Linked DNA regions of Homo sapiens: regions 1 and 2 are each linked to region 3. Evidence: chromatin contacts called from ENCODE Hi-C or POLR2A ChIA-PET data. All regions are on one chromosome and are shown on one strand. Each heading gives the region's core, a stretch centred on a gene start or an enhancer-like site at or near the end of the contact. The rest is flanking DNA. Distances are from core to core; before and after follow the strand shown.

Region 1 (4,296 bases), core at 477-2,976, 130 kb after region 3:
GAAGTAAATACATCTGGTTGGGATGCCAGCTCAGTATTCACATTTGTGAAATGTGAATAATTACTCAAAAACTTGAAGGGTTGTTGTGAGAACTGGAAAAAATACATGTAAAGAACTGAGCCCATGCAGAGGAAACTCCATTTTTAGTAGCTTTTAGTTTTTGAACAAATAACTGTTATTAGTCATATTGCCCAATATACATCTCCTATTGTAGATTTGTCAATCTCCAGAAATGCTTGCTTCTCAATACAATAATATTAAGTTTCTGAGGCTAAACAGCTTAAGCCTAGATCTTAAGCCCATGGTGATTTGCTAGCTTTGACCTCCCTCCTCACTTGAATATGACTCAAGCCCCAATGCATAACATGACACTGTGCACTGAGGGCAGTTGGCTGTCCCAATCAGAGTGGTTTATTAGAAGGCTGGAGGCGAGGACACAAAAACATCAGGACTAATGGGAGTAGTAGCCACTCTGGACTGTGCCTGTCTGTGGAAAACCATTTAGAACAGCATTTGTAAGCATGCACCATATCAGCTGCCCCTCTGTGCCCAGCTTACAGCAATACTCACTTTAATCAGCATCAGATACCCCTATCTGTCTACAAATTTCTGGAACAGAGGCTAACAATAAGTGTTAAAGTAGTCTAAGAGAGACAGTCTAATAAAGAAGGCCCAAAATGGCAGAACTTTCTCAATACACACAGGCTCTTCCTGTAGTGATGGAAAGTCTCACTTGGATCCAAGATTTTAATATAGATAACGAAATAGGCTCAGTATCCCTTCGGATGGTGCAGCAGGTTAGTGCTTCTGAATGTTAAAGCATTTATGCAACAACTCAGAAAGTGTTTGCAAGGCTGACTGGTTCTATACTGACATTTCTAGTCAAACTACACTCATTAAAGTAAGAGAATGACCATGGTGTCAGAATCCATAGTGGCAACTTCTGCTAATACACAGCTTTGCATATAAAGTTGATTGCATGACAAACTGATACAGAGGGTGTTTACATCATTTAATCATCAGAGAGGACACTGCAAATGTCTCCACAAGGAATACAGCATGTCAAGAGACAGCGGACTTGTGCTGTGCCACAAACAGGCTGTAGGGGACAGTGGGAAAATTATATAAGATCTGTAAGCCTCAGGTCCCTCACCTATCAAATGGGATAACGATGCCCTGCAGGATGTTGTGAGAATTACAGATGATGTGGGCAAGTACCTGACATGGTGCCGTACACAGAATGAACACTTAATGATTGTTTCTGCTATAATTAATGTAAGGCACTGCCATCTATAGTTTGGAGGGGCAGGAACAAGTAGAAAAATATTTGCTGAGTTGATTGCTTTTGTTAAATGGCTGTTAGACTGATTATATGGAATGGAGTTCAGTGAGGGTGTACATGTGTGGGGGGTGTGTGTGTGTGTGTGTGTGTGTGTAAAAGAGATAATGAATACAAATGAGAATGAGAATAAGAAAATGTGTATTGGGTGAGCAGAGGATAAGCAGAGAGAAAGAAGGGAAGAGACGGGGAAAAGTAGCTTTCAGAAGAAACATGTCTACCTTGTTAGTAGACCAAAATATTTGAAGGGCAAGCCTTCAATGTGTTATGTTGTTTTACTTTTACTCTGCTTTTAGTCATTATTATATGCTCCATCAGAGCCTGACACACAGCAGGCACTCAGTAAATATTTACTAAGTGCACACCTGGATCAAGCATTGTGCACACTTGCAGGTGTGGCTATGACTAAGCACAGAAAAAGGAAACCAACAGTGGTGGTGTGGGACAAGTGTCAAGCAGTGGCCCTGACAGGCAGAAGTGCCCTTTGCCCCAGTGGCTGAGTCATTGCGCCACCACAGTGACACACTGAAACAGGTTCCATTCACAACATCAATAATGACATGAGGTCATTCTTCCAACAAAGCAATGAACCCCAGAGAGAGGCTCCAAATCTTAACACAGGAAGGGTCTGCTTCCGTTTGTCACCCTCTTCCTCAGTGAGCAGATCAGGTACATGAAATATTTTACTGTCCCATCCTGGACTGGATTTTGCCTTCATTAACCCTATGACAACCCAAGGGGAGGTATATTTACAGTTTATATGTGAGGAAAATGAAACTCATAGAGCTTACATAACATGCCTATGGTCAAATATCAACCAGGTTTCGAAACCAATGCCCTTTTAACCTCCTTGAAGTAGAACGCATATACAGAAAAGTGCACATATCGTAGCTCCATATATTTTCACAGTTGAGCACATGCATGTAACCAGCACCCAGATCAAGAAACAATTGCCTTTGTGCTCCTGACCAACCTCTTCCCCGACCGTGAATAATGACTATCCTGACTTTTAACAACGGCATGAGTTTTGCCCAGAACACTCTAAACTACAGTAATCACTCCTTCCACCAAATTCCTCTGATTTTCTTATCGGCATCGCTCATTTGGAATTTCCCAATACTCTCTTGTAGAGTCAAATAGTTGTTCTTTTACGTATCTCATCTTTCTAATTATGATTAAAACCTCCTTGAGACCAGGGTTTTGTACATTTTTAGATTCCCCCACACACCTATTATGGAGGAGCCACTGTAAAGTGTATCTACTTAAGAGTTATTTTCTGGTTACTGTGTATCTGACACTGTTTCAAGCACTTTACGTGGATTATCTCCTTTGATCCTTTCAACAACCCTGTGAGGTAGGTACTGCTCTTATCTCCCTCTTACAGATGACAAAACTAAAGCACAAAAAAGTTAAGTAACTTGCCCAAGCTCACGCTGTTAGAGATGGAATCAGGGCCGGGCATGGTGGCTCATGCTTGTAATCCTAGCACTTTGGGAGGCCGAGGCAGGTGGATTGCTTGAGGTCAGGAGTTCAAGACCAGCCTGGCCAACATGGTGAAACCCTGTCTCCACAAAAAATATCAAAAATTAGCTGGGTGTGATGAAACAGGCCTGTGATGAATCTCAGCTACTCAGGAGGCTGAGGCATGAGAATTGCTTGAGCCTGGGAGGCGGGGGTTGCAGTGAGCCAAGATCGCGCCACTGCACTCCAGCCTGGGTGACAGAGTGAGACTGTCACAGGAAAAAAGGAAGGAAGGGAGGGAGGGATGGAATCAGGATTCAAACCCAGGCATTGTTACTTTAGCCTTTCTTGTTATTCTGTTTTTTTGGCAAACTTTTTAAAAAGTATAAAATACACAGAAAATAACATAAATCATAAGTTTAAAGTTCAATAGCTTTTTACAAAGTGAAGACATGTAGGTAATTCACTATCTCAAAAGACAGATCCCCAGAAGACCCCTTTGTACCCCCTTCCTATCACTAACTACCTCTTCCCCCAGGGTAACAATTATTCTGACTCCTAACACCATACTGTAACGTGCTTGTTTTTGAACTTAGATAAATGAATTCATATAGTATGTTCTCTTTATGTTCATGAGATTCATTCATTTCATTACATGTGATGTGTTAGTTTGCATTTCTGCATCGTATTCAATTGTGTGAATGTGACACAATTTATCCATGTTAGTGTCGATGGACATTTGAGAGCCAGGCTTCTATGAATATTCTTGCACATGCCTTTGATGCACACATGCTTGCTTCTGTCTTGGGTACTCAGGAGCAGAACTGCTCTCTCACTGGATATGCAAAGCGACTATGCCAATTTACACTCCCACCCACTGTGTATATGTGTTCTGGTTGTTCTACATTTTTACCAACACTGGATACTGCCTGTTATTTTCATTTGAGCTATGACGGTGGGTGTGTGGTGTGTTATATTGTGGATTTTACTGAACTTTCACTGATGAACACTGAAGGTGTATACCTTTTCATATGTTTATTGGCCATTTGGATAGCCTCCTTTGTGAAGTACCTTTTCAAGGCTTTTGTCCATTGGGTGGTCTGCTGTCTTCTTGTTGATCTATAGAAGTTTTTTTTATATATTCAGGATTTGATTTCTTTGTTATTATGTATTTATTGCAAATATCTCCTCCTCTTATGCTGCAGCTTGCCTTTAACTTTCTTAATGGTGGCTTTTGCTTAATAGACATTCTTAATTTACATGTGGTTTAATTTATCAATTTTTTCCTTTATGGTTAGTCCTTTTTAAGTCTCGTTTAAGATATATTTTTAAGGGACTTACCTTATTAGAGATTGACTGGTGGGATTGTCAGTTAAGGTTCCTCACCCTGATGTAGTCACATGCTAACCCAAATCAATGCAAAACTTTTCGCCTGGTATTTGGTTCTTTTGGAAAATGAAAATGAATCTGAAAATGGTTGTTGCTCATTCATGAAG
Region 2 (4,365 bases), core at 501-3,000, 200 kb before region 3:
ATCTCAGTGTTCACAGTGGTCTTCCTTGGGAGGTGTTTGACTCTCATTTAGATGCAAAACTGAGACCCAGAAATGTCATCTTTTTTGACTTTTATGTCACAGCTGGTAAGTGAAAGAGTCAGAATTCAAATTCATGTCTCCCAACTCTAAACCCAAAGCTCCTTCTACTATTCCATAGCTATCTTCCTAAATCTGGTCTATTTTCTCTCCCTCTCCCTCCCCTCCTCCTCTCTCAGTTGATGTGAAATTCACACAATATAAAATTAACCATTTTCAAGTATAACTACCATTCAGTGGCATTTAGTACATTCACAATAGTGTACAGCCAGCACCTGTATCTAGTTCCAAAATATTTTCATCATCTCAAAGGGGAGCTCGTGCCGATTAAGCAGTCATTCCCCATTCCCCACTCCTCCCAGCCCCTGGAAACCAGGAATCTGCTCTCCGTCCACATGGGTCTACCTATTCTGGATATTTTGTGTAAATGGAATGCTACCTTATGTGACCTTTGTATCTGACTGCTTTCACTTAGCATAATGCTTTCAAGTTTCATCTAAATTGTAGGGTGACAAAGAGTATGGGCAATCAGACAAGTGACCCAAAGGGAAAACAGATGTAAACAGGCCTGGCTAAAGCTTGCAGCAATTTTTGGACAGGTTCATTTCTAACACATCAATGTAGATAGCAGCCCCATTCCATGCTGTAATACCTTATACCTTAGATACAAAAATCTGAACATCAAAAAAATCTGCGTACTTGGCCGGGCGCGGTGGCTCACGCCTGTAATCCCAGCACTTTGGGAGGCCGAGGAGGGCGGATCACGAGGTCAGGAGATCGAGACCATCCTGGCTAACACAGTGAAACCCCGTCTCTACTAAAAATACAAAAAATTAGCCGGGCTAGGTGGCGGGTGCCTATAGTCCCAGCTACTCGGGAGGCTGAGGCAGGAGAATGGCGTGAACCCCGGGGGGCGGAGCCTGCAGTGAGCCGAGATCGCGCCACTGCACTCACGCCCGGGTGACAGCGAGACGCTGTCTCAAAAAAAAAAAAAAAAAAAAAAAAAATCTGTGTACTTATTCTCAGAGGCTTAGAGCTACCAAACATACTTTCCCGTGTCGAAAGGTTTTAAGAGTTCCCATCTTGTGAAGGAGGCTGTTTCTAGCCAGTTGGCAGAGGAACACTATGCATTTATCCCTTCTGGATCTCATGGCAATCTTAGGCAACATTTCTAGAAAGCGGCGACTTAATAGCAATGCATGAAGCCATTATTCATAACTCTTTTAGAGTCAATATTCATGCAAAGGGCTTTTCTCTGTTATAAGGAAGCTGAAGAACAATTCTAACAATATCCTATTTCTATCGATGTTTCTTATAATAATATTGGCTTCTATGCCTTTTTTTAAAATCTCCATTAACAAATTTAACCAATGTGCCAAGGAAGAAAATTTGCTGTGAATTGGAAAATGTTTAAATGAGAGACATAAATTATTCTTCACCTTATGTTTACCAGAGCTTACTTCTCAGTTATTTTTCCCCAACCTGCTTTAGATGTGGAGGCAGAAGAGGTGTGGTATAATTCTTATCTCCCACCATCGCCCTGGGTGGGAGATTCTATTTACTCAATTCACAGGGTGAACAAACTAGTAAGATCTGTAAAATCTGCTCTCCCCACAATGAGTGATTATACGGAGCTCATGAGCTAATGCTGGTAGCATGATGTAACAGAATACGCCTTGATCACAGGTTAGCTATTATTACTAATGCGGTGGTAGGTCTGAGAGCCTGTCAGATGTGGCCTGATTTAACCCTCGGTGTGAGCATTATATCAATTTGTGGAGGGCAAGCTTCCATGCAGGGACCATCCAGCAGCTGTTTGGCATCAGGGTTGCACAGCTTTATTAGGAAGAGCAACACTTGTCTACTTTTCAAAGGGGACATTTTAAAGACTTCCAAGAGTTCTTATCTTCTTCCAGATATATTCATTCCCAGTAGGGTAAAGGGACTGAAAGTCTAACTAGGGGGTCTCTGTGCCAATAGAGCACATAAATCTGTAAGAATGATTTATCTGTTCTGTGTCAGAGTTTGGCTGAAAATCCTGTTAGTACTGCCAAACCCTCCAGATGCCCATATTTAATGCTTGGTTGGCCTTATGTAGCATAACCAAATTGCCATTTCACAACCACCCTCAATCCCTGGAATCTAAAACAACAAAGCCAGAAGCTCTGAAATGTGCTTTATGAAGCATGAAAGAATCTTTTAAGGCTCTGTCTGATTCATTTCTGTGTGATGATAGAAGGTCTAATGTACTTGTGAAGGATTCCTTTTACTCGTAAGAAACTTGGCACTTTATAGAAAGTATGTATTTCATGACCAAAAAAATAGGGTGGCTTGGAGGGATTGTGCTTTCTTTTTGTATTGTATCCAATATGTTCAGTATCAACAGCAGCAAAATAAAGAGGAAAAATATCTGGTATAAAGCTATGTCAGCTAAAAGTCACGGTGAAGAGCAGAGGACAGTTTTCCACTGAATTCAGGGAAATTATTGCATGACTATGTGAAAGGACTACTTACACAGTAAGAGTGCTAAGTAGAAATGGACAGTGGAAGTCAGGAGACCTTCCATAAGTCCTAAGAATCTTAGCAAGGCACATAATCATTCTGTGTCTTACCTTTTGTATCTATTAAAGGAAAACCATAAGATGGTCATGTCCTATTTCAGAGAACTGTTAGGAAGACCAAGGACATCATTGTTCAAATGTTCATGGAGCTCTTCCTATTCAGGGACAATCTTCCCCATTCAGCAGAGTAAGACTATGGCAGGTTATTGTTTGTCACATATTTTGAAGAACACAAATGTATTATACAGGGATTCTGAAAGAACTTGACTATTAAAACAAAGCAACACAAATGAAGTATTTCATTTAAAAGAATCTACACCCATCCTTTTCTTCTCCACTTTTGTAGCAATACAAAATGAGTCCCTCCACCTACATCCATGTTCTTTTGGTTTCCTCACCCTATTTTGACTTTTTCCTCCCTCTCCTACTCTCTCAGATGCTTTTCACAGCTATCTAAACACACTCAAGTATCTTTCCTCTAAAAAAATTTCACTCCAATACGTTCTCACATTTGCGTCCACCTACCACTCCTTCCCTGCCTCTATCCTTCCCTTCACAGCTAAATGTTCATAAGGAGCTTTCTCATGTTGCTCTTCTGATTTTTTTACTCCCCATTCACCATTTAGCTTGGTGCAATCTGGCTTTTGCCCCCATTACTTAATTGAAAAAGGTCTTGCCAAAGTCATATTAACAACCTTTGTTGCAAAATCCAAAGGACATTTTAGATTCTTTCCTAAGTTGAATGCTCAGTAGCTTTTGTCACTGCTGACTGCTTCCCTTGGTTTTCTCCACATCATACTCCTTGATTGCCTGGTGCCTTACTTCAGGTCTTCTGAGCAGCACAGGAGGCAGGGCTGCTGTTGCATAATGGGGAGGATACTGAGCTGGTTAGGTGTGCCAACTGCACTCCTTGCAGCTTAACAGCAAATGCATTTTTTTTTTTTTTGAGATGGAGTCTCACTCTGTTGCCCAGGCTGGAGTGCAGTGGCACAATCTTGGCTCACTGCAAGCTCCGCCTCCCGGGTTCACACCATTCTCCTGCCTCAGCCTCCCGAGTAGCTGGGACTACAGGCACCCGCAACCACGCCCGGCTAATTTTTTGTATTTTTACTAGAGACGGGGTTTCACCGTGTTAGCCAGGATGGTCTCCATCTCCTGACCTCGTGATCCGCCCGCCTCGGCCTCCCAAAGTGCTGGGATTACAGGCGTGAGCAAGTACATTCTTAAACGAAGCCCTCACTTCCACAACAGCCACAGCCCACCCCTTGCAAGATACAGATCTGGTTCTCCACATACCTTTGGGGAACAGGTTATCCAGGATTCCAGTGGGCCTGTCTTCCTGAGGAGAAGCTTGAAAGAGGTAACTTAGGGAGTAGTCTGACCCCTGTTGCAGCGGTTGGTCTGTCTGGGATCACAATTGGTACTTATCATCTCTCTTCCACTGTTCATTTTAAATTCCCCCTCAGCTTTCACCTCTGCTGGTCTTGATGACTTATCTGCTGATATGATCAAAGCCTTCATTTTTGAGGGCCTGAACCCATAGTTACCATACTTTTCTTAGGCTGGGGTTATTGCACTTGTTTGTCTATAGTCACAATTGAGCAAGTATGTCCAACTGGATCATCTGAGTTCCAAATATATTTCTCCCTGTCCTCATTGTGTAACAGCAGCCCTGCTTCTTCCTCCTGATCAGGGTCAGTTACTCCTAACAAGATATTGACTTCTTCAGCCTGCTGGTCTCTGTATA
Region 3 (4,253 bases), core at 308-2,807:
GGAAGAACACCTCCACCCCAGTTTGGTCACAGACATCTTCTGTGTTGATTGTTGTTAAGAGAGAGAATAGAAAAAGCACTTTGAGTTTGAGTGTGGTTTTTTCCCACAGAAGTCTTTATTGTCTACAATTCATGAAGCAATTTAATGTTGTTATGCATTATATTTCTTCCACTTTCCTTTAAAACTTAACATTCTAATTTTTCTCTCACAGTCAATATTTTGACCTATTCATGCTTACCAATTTCTTTGTTTTCCATTTCTTCTTTCATCCTCTTTTGAATTTCCATAATCTTTTTTCTAAAGTTTATTGTTTACTAGGTCTTTCTGCCTGGATAGAACTTGTAAATAATAAACACTTTCAGTTTTTATTTTAAAATATCTTTATTTCATCCTGACTGAAATAATATTTTTAGCTGGGTCTAGGTTCCTAGATTGAATTATTTCCCCTTAGTACTCTGAATACACTAACAAGGTCTTTATCCTCGTTTTTAATGAGGAACCTGCTCTTAATGGGTAAGTAGTCATCTCCGAAGTCAGACTGGGTCCAACTTGACTCCACCACTCACTTGCTGTGTGACTTTGGGCAAAGTCTACAATCTCTCTGTACCTCACTTTTCCTATCTGTAAAATGGGGAGAAATCTAAAGCGTAGTGCATTGGGTTATTTAAAGATTCATACATGTGTAGTGTCTGAGACATAAAAAGCATTTGGCATTATTCCTATTTATTTGCTCAAGATGAGATGCCTTCTTGCGTTTGAATTGTTGTGTTACATTGCTCCCAGAAACATCTTGATTAGATGATTTTTCCCAGAAAAATAACAGATGCAGTCAATAAGTGCTGCTCCCACCGAGACACCAAAATATCCCGTAAACCAACACACTCTGAGCAGATCTTCGCAGTGAAACGCTGAGTCCACAGAGCGGCCACACAGACACGAGGCTGAAGAGGAAGGAAGCTGGGAACCCTGCGCGGGGTGAGTGCCAGGACTAGTTCCAGGCCCAGAACGTTTCCTAGGGAAGGGTTGAGTAAAGTGACAGTGGGGCAGCCCACTCTCCTCACGTATTTCTGGGATCCCAGCTATAAGAGATCCTATGACCCCCACAGACAGTTGAATTGGCAGGGGGATCTGCCCAGGGAGTAGGCAGAGACAGAGCTCCAGGTTGCAGGGAGCCCAGGGGGTTTTGTGTGCATGGCAGCTGCAGAGGAAGGTGGCTATAGGCGCCTATCCCCCAAGGCTCCCCATCTGACCTCAACTTACCAGTGAGCCAAGAGAGAGCAGGGCGGTCCTTCCTGCGGGACTGGGGCGCATATGTTCTGCGGGACCCCCTGCACGCAGCCCCTCCCAAAGCCCCTGTCTGGTTGTTCCTGCAGGAGTGTGTGCACTGTGCCGCCTCCGCTGCCCAGCCTGAGTTCTTGCTAGCGACCCCGCCTGAATGCTTTCCAGGCAGCTTGGGAGCACTTCGGATCCCCCAACACAGCAGGGGTCTGACCCCGAGGGGCCGAAAGACAGAGCCCAATGCCCCAAGGTTGCAGCACAGAGCTCAGGAGTGCCCAGCTGAGACCTGTGGCTGGTGCGCAAGCGCGGGGGAGGAGCCTCCACTCAGAACACTGGGAGGAGTGAGAAGCAGTTCGTGGGCCAGCGCGGGATGAGACTTGTCTCTCTCAGGGCCTTTCAGGGAAGGGTTGCGGCCTGTCTGCAAGCCTTAGCCTCTGCCGGAGAGAGCCCCCACAGCTCCGAACACCTAACAAAGGAAACGTAAGTGCAGCTCCAGTGATTGGAGGGGGCTCCTCTAAGGGCCAGGAGAGGACTTGGCAAAAGGATCATCTCTCTCCCCTGAACTATGGAGCATGACTGCGAATACAAAATACCAAAGAGCCAGCGCTGAGTCAGAGCCTGCCGGCAATTACTCTTAAGCGCCATCTACTGGTTTGCCGCCGAAATTACAATTTCAAAATATTCTGCCAGTATAGAGCACCTGTAAAACCCAGAGCAAGAATCTAGCCACAAAGATCCCATACAGAGCCTTGGCCCTCTGAAAGTATCCAGAAATGAAGCCAATTGACTATACTCAACATATACCACAGTTAAGCCCTCAAGGTAAATGAATAATATAAAAACAAGACGACAAAGGAACACCAGCCCTCTCAAAAGAGTCAGCACAAGAACTCTGGCAATTCAAAACGTCAAATAAGCATACTAGCCCCTCAGCAAGGACTGAAATGTCCGGAATGACAGACATAGAATTCAGAATCTGGATACCAAAGAAGCTCATCAAGATTCAAGAGGAAGTAGAAACCCAATCCAAGGAATCCAGTAAAAATGACCCAAAAATTGAAAGACAAAATAGCCATTTTTAAAAAGAACCAAACTGAACTGGAATTTAAAAATTCACTACAAAATTTTCATAATAGTGTTGGAAGCATTAACAGAGGAATAGATCAAGCTGTGGAATCTCAGAGCTCAAAAACTGATTCTTCAAATCAACTCAATCAGATAAAGAAAAAAATTTTAAATATACAAATCTTCAGAGAGGATACTCAATCTGTATCCACTGAACAATTTCTCATTTCCTGCTTCCTCCAGTCCGGAGTAACCACCATTCTACTTTTTGTTTCTAAGAATTTGATCACTGTAGATAACCTCATTTAAGTGGAATTGTGTAGTATTTATCTTTTTGTGATTGGCTTATTTCATGTATGTGAAATGTAAAAAAAAAATGAAGCTAACAAATATTTTATTAAAACTAAACATTAATGTGTTTCATGCCACTGAACTGTACACTTAACCATGGCTAAAATGGTAATCATATTTTATCACAGTAAAAAAAAATGGAAAAACACTCTCAACGCTAACTGTAACACTAACTGTAACAATTAGACCAGTTAGAACAAAAAATTATTTCTTATGGGAAGGTGTTCTATCATTGACATAGTTTAGGATTGCTGGCACATGGTAATAATAAAAAGCACACTACATGTAATCAATTTAATAATGATTGTGTTTATGTTCTCGGCCAGCAGTTCACCTCCTTATTGCCCGTCCCCCAGGACTGACTGCCCCCCTCCCTGGGCACAACACTACTGCAAAATATGCCAAGAGCAGGATTTGATAGCTTTACCATGAGGCTGTCCAGCAATGTGGGCTCCCATGCTCACATATTTAAAGTGGGGTTTTTCAGTAACTGTCTTAGTCTGTTCAGGTTGCTGTAACAAAATACCATGAAATTGGTAGTTTCTAAACAATTGGCATTTATTTCTCAGAGTTCTGGAGACTGAGAAGTCCCAGATCAAGGGGCCAGCAGATTTGGTGTCTGGTGAGAGTCTGTTCCTTGTTGCACTCTCACATGGTGGAAAGGGCTAGCTAGTTCTCTGAGTCTCTTCCTAAGTGCATTATGCCCTCACTGCCGAAAGACACCCCGTCTAATACCATCACCTTGGGTTAGAATGGCAGCATATGAATTTGGGGGTGTAGAAACATTCAGACCATAACAATAACCACAGGACATTTGTCTCCAAGTTTCTATATTCCTGATGCATCCTGCCATGAAACCCGCAGAAGCCACGCCCACTTTAATTGCATTAGGGAGCTCTCTTAGGAATAAACTTATTTCACCATCAGATTCACCAGAAGGGAAGTGATATGAGGTAAGGCTAGACAGATCTCCTTCAAGCAAACAAACATACTTTTTTTTTTTTCTGTGAAAACATTCTTTTCCTTTAACTCATTGAACTATTAGGAGAGGGCAAAAACAGAACTGACTACTTTGCCAACCCCCAAGTCTTCACTGAATGACTCTTCAGAAGGACTTTGCTGTCATGGTCCCAGCCAGTGTTTTTATTTGTCTCTCTGTCTTTTCAGAGTGGTGAGTACAGACAGTGGAGAGTGAAGAACTGTCCCCAGAATATCTCCTCTGAACAGAAACAAGAGACCAGGTTGGCTGCAAGGCCACAGCCTCTTATTAACAGGTGTAGCTAAGATGGAAACATTTGTTCCTGGAAACTGAGGTGACGAAAAGACCCATCCCATCCTAAGCTAGGGATGGAGTATCTTGACCTCACTCTGCCAATCTGCCCTAGCTTCAAACTATGGTCTCGCTGTGTGGCCTTAGGCAAATTACTTGGCCTCCACAAAGCTCCATCAACTCATCTGTAAAATGAAGATAAAAATAACCACCCTCAAGACTACTGTATTTGAAAAAACAGGCAATGCATTTGTCACTCAAGAAGTATTTGTTCCGAGTCCCCATCCCT

The links. Hi-C counts contacts between places; a loop is a spot of excess contacts on that map. ChIA-PET counts read pairs that join two places held with the same protein, here RNA polymerase II (POLR2A). Pooled maps may share reads with other maps.
Region 1: a map with no recorded cell type shows a loop between it and region 3 (5-fold over the local background). The contact joins the enhancer-like site here to the promoter of TSHR-AS1 in region 3. A Hi-C loop is called at or near these places in 7 of 37 single-sample maps with no recorded cell type and 4 of 50 pooled maps. POLR2A ChIA-PET finds 5 or more read pairs at or near these places in 1 of 52 experiments (K562).
Region 2: a loop to region 3 is called in a map of motor neuron, with 3 times the contacts of the local background. The contact joins the enhancer-like site here to the promoter of TSHR-AS1 in region 3. A Hi-C loop is called at or near these places in 7 of 168 maps with a recorded cell type or tissue (B cell, GM13977, Ramos and 4 more), 4 of 37 single-sample maps with no recorded cell type and 14 of 50 pooled maps. POLR2A ChIA-PET finds 5 or more read pairs at or near these places in 7 of 52 experiments (A549, HEK293T, MCF 10A and 4 more).

What each region holds. Positions count from the first base shown.
Region 1 is chr14:81,301,650-81,305,945 of GRCh38, forward strand. All of the region lies in intron 5 of STON2 (stonin 2), which reads right to left. Among named protein-coding and RNA genes, the nearest start is that of GTF2A1-AS1, 83 kb to the left of the region's middle. RefSeq lists an enhancer at 1,767-1,911 and a cis regulatory region at 1,834-1,844. Within about 2 kb of position 1,727, at least 13 of the 41 ENCODE cell types and tissues checked have a DNase peak (open chromatin) inside an H3K27ac peak, as active enhancers do.
Region 2 is chr14:80,972,366-80,976,730 of GRCh38, forward strand. The region is part of intron 1 of TSHR (thyroid stimulating hormone receptor); the gene reads left to right. Among named protein-coding and RNA genes, the nearest start is that of TSHR, 19 kb to the left of the region's middle. RefSeq lists enhancers at 454-955, 956-1,455. Within about 2 kb of position 1,751, at least 2 of the 41 ENCODE cell types and tissues checked have a DNase peak (open chromatin) inside an H3K27ac peak, as active enhancers do.
Region 3 is chr14:81,168,849-81,173,101 of GRCh38, forward strand. TSHR-AS1 (TSHR antisense RNA 1) reads right to left here and starts at 1,558. Exons shown (of 9, transcript XR_007064290.1): 1 at 1,261-1,558. LOC105370594 (a long non-coding RNA gene) reads left to right here. Exons shown (of 2, transcript XR_944073.3): 2 at 813-2,987. RefSeq lists enhancers at 1,283-1,342, 1,563-1,932.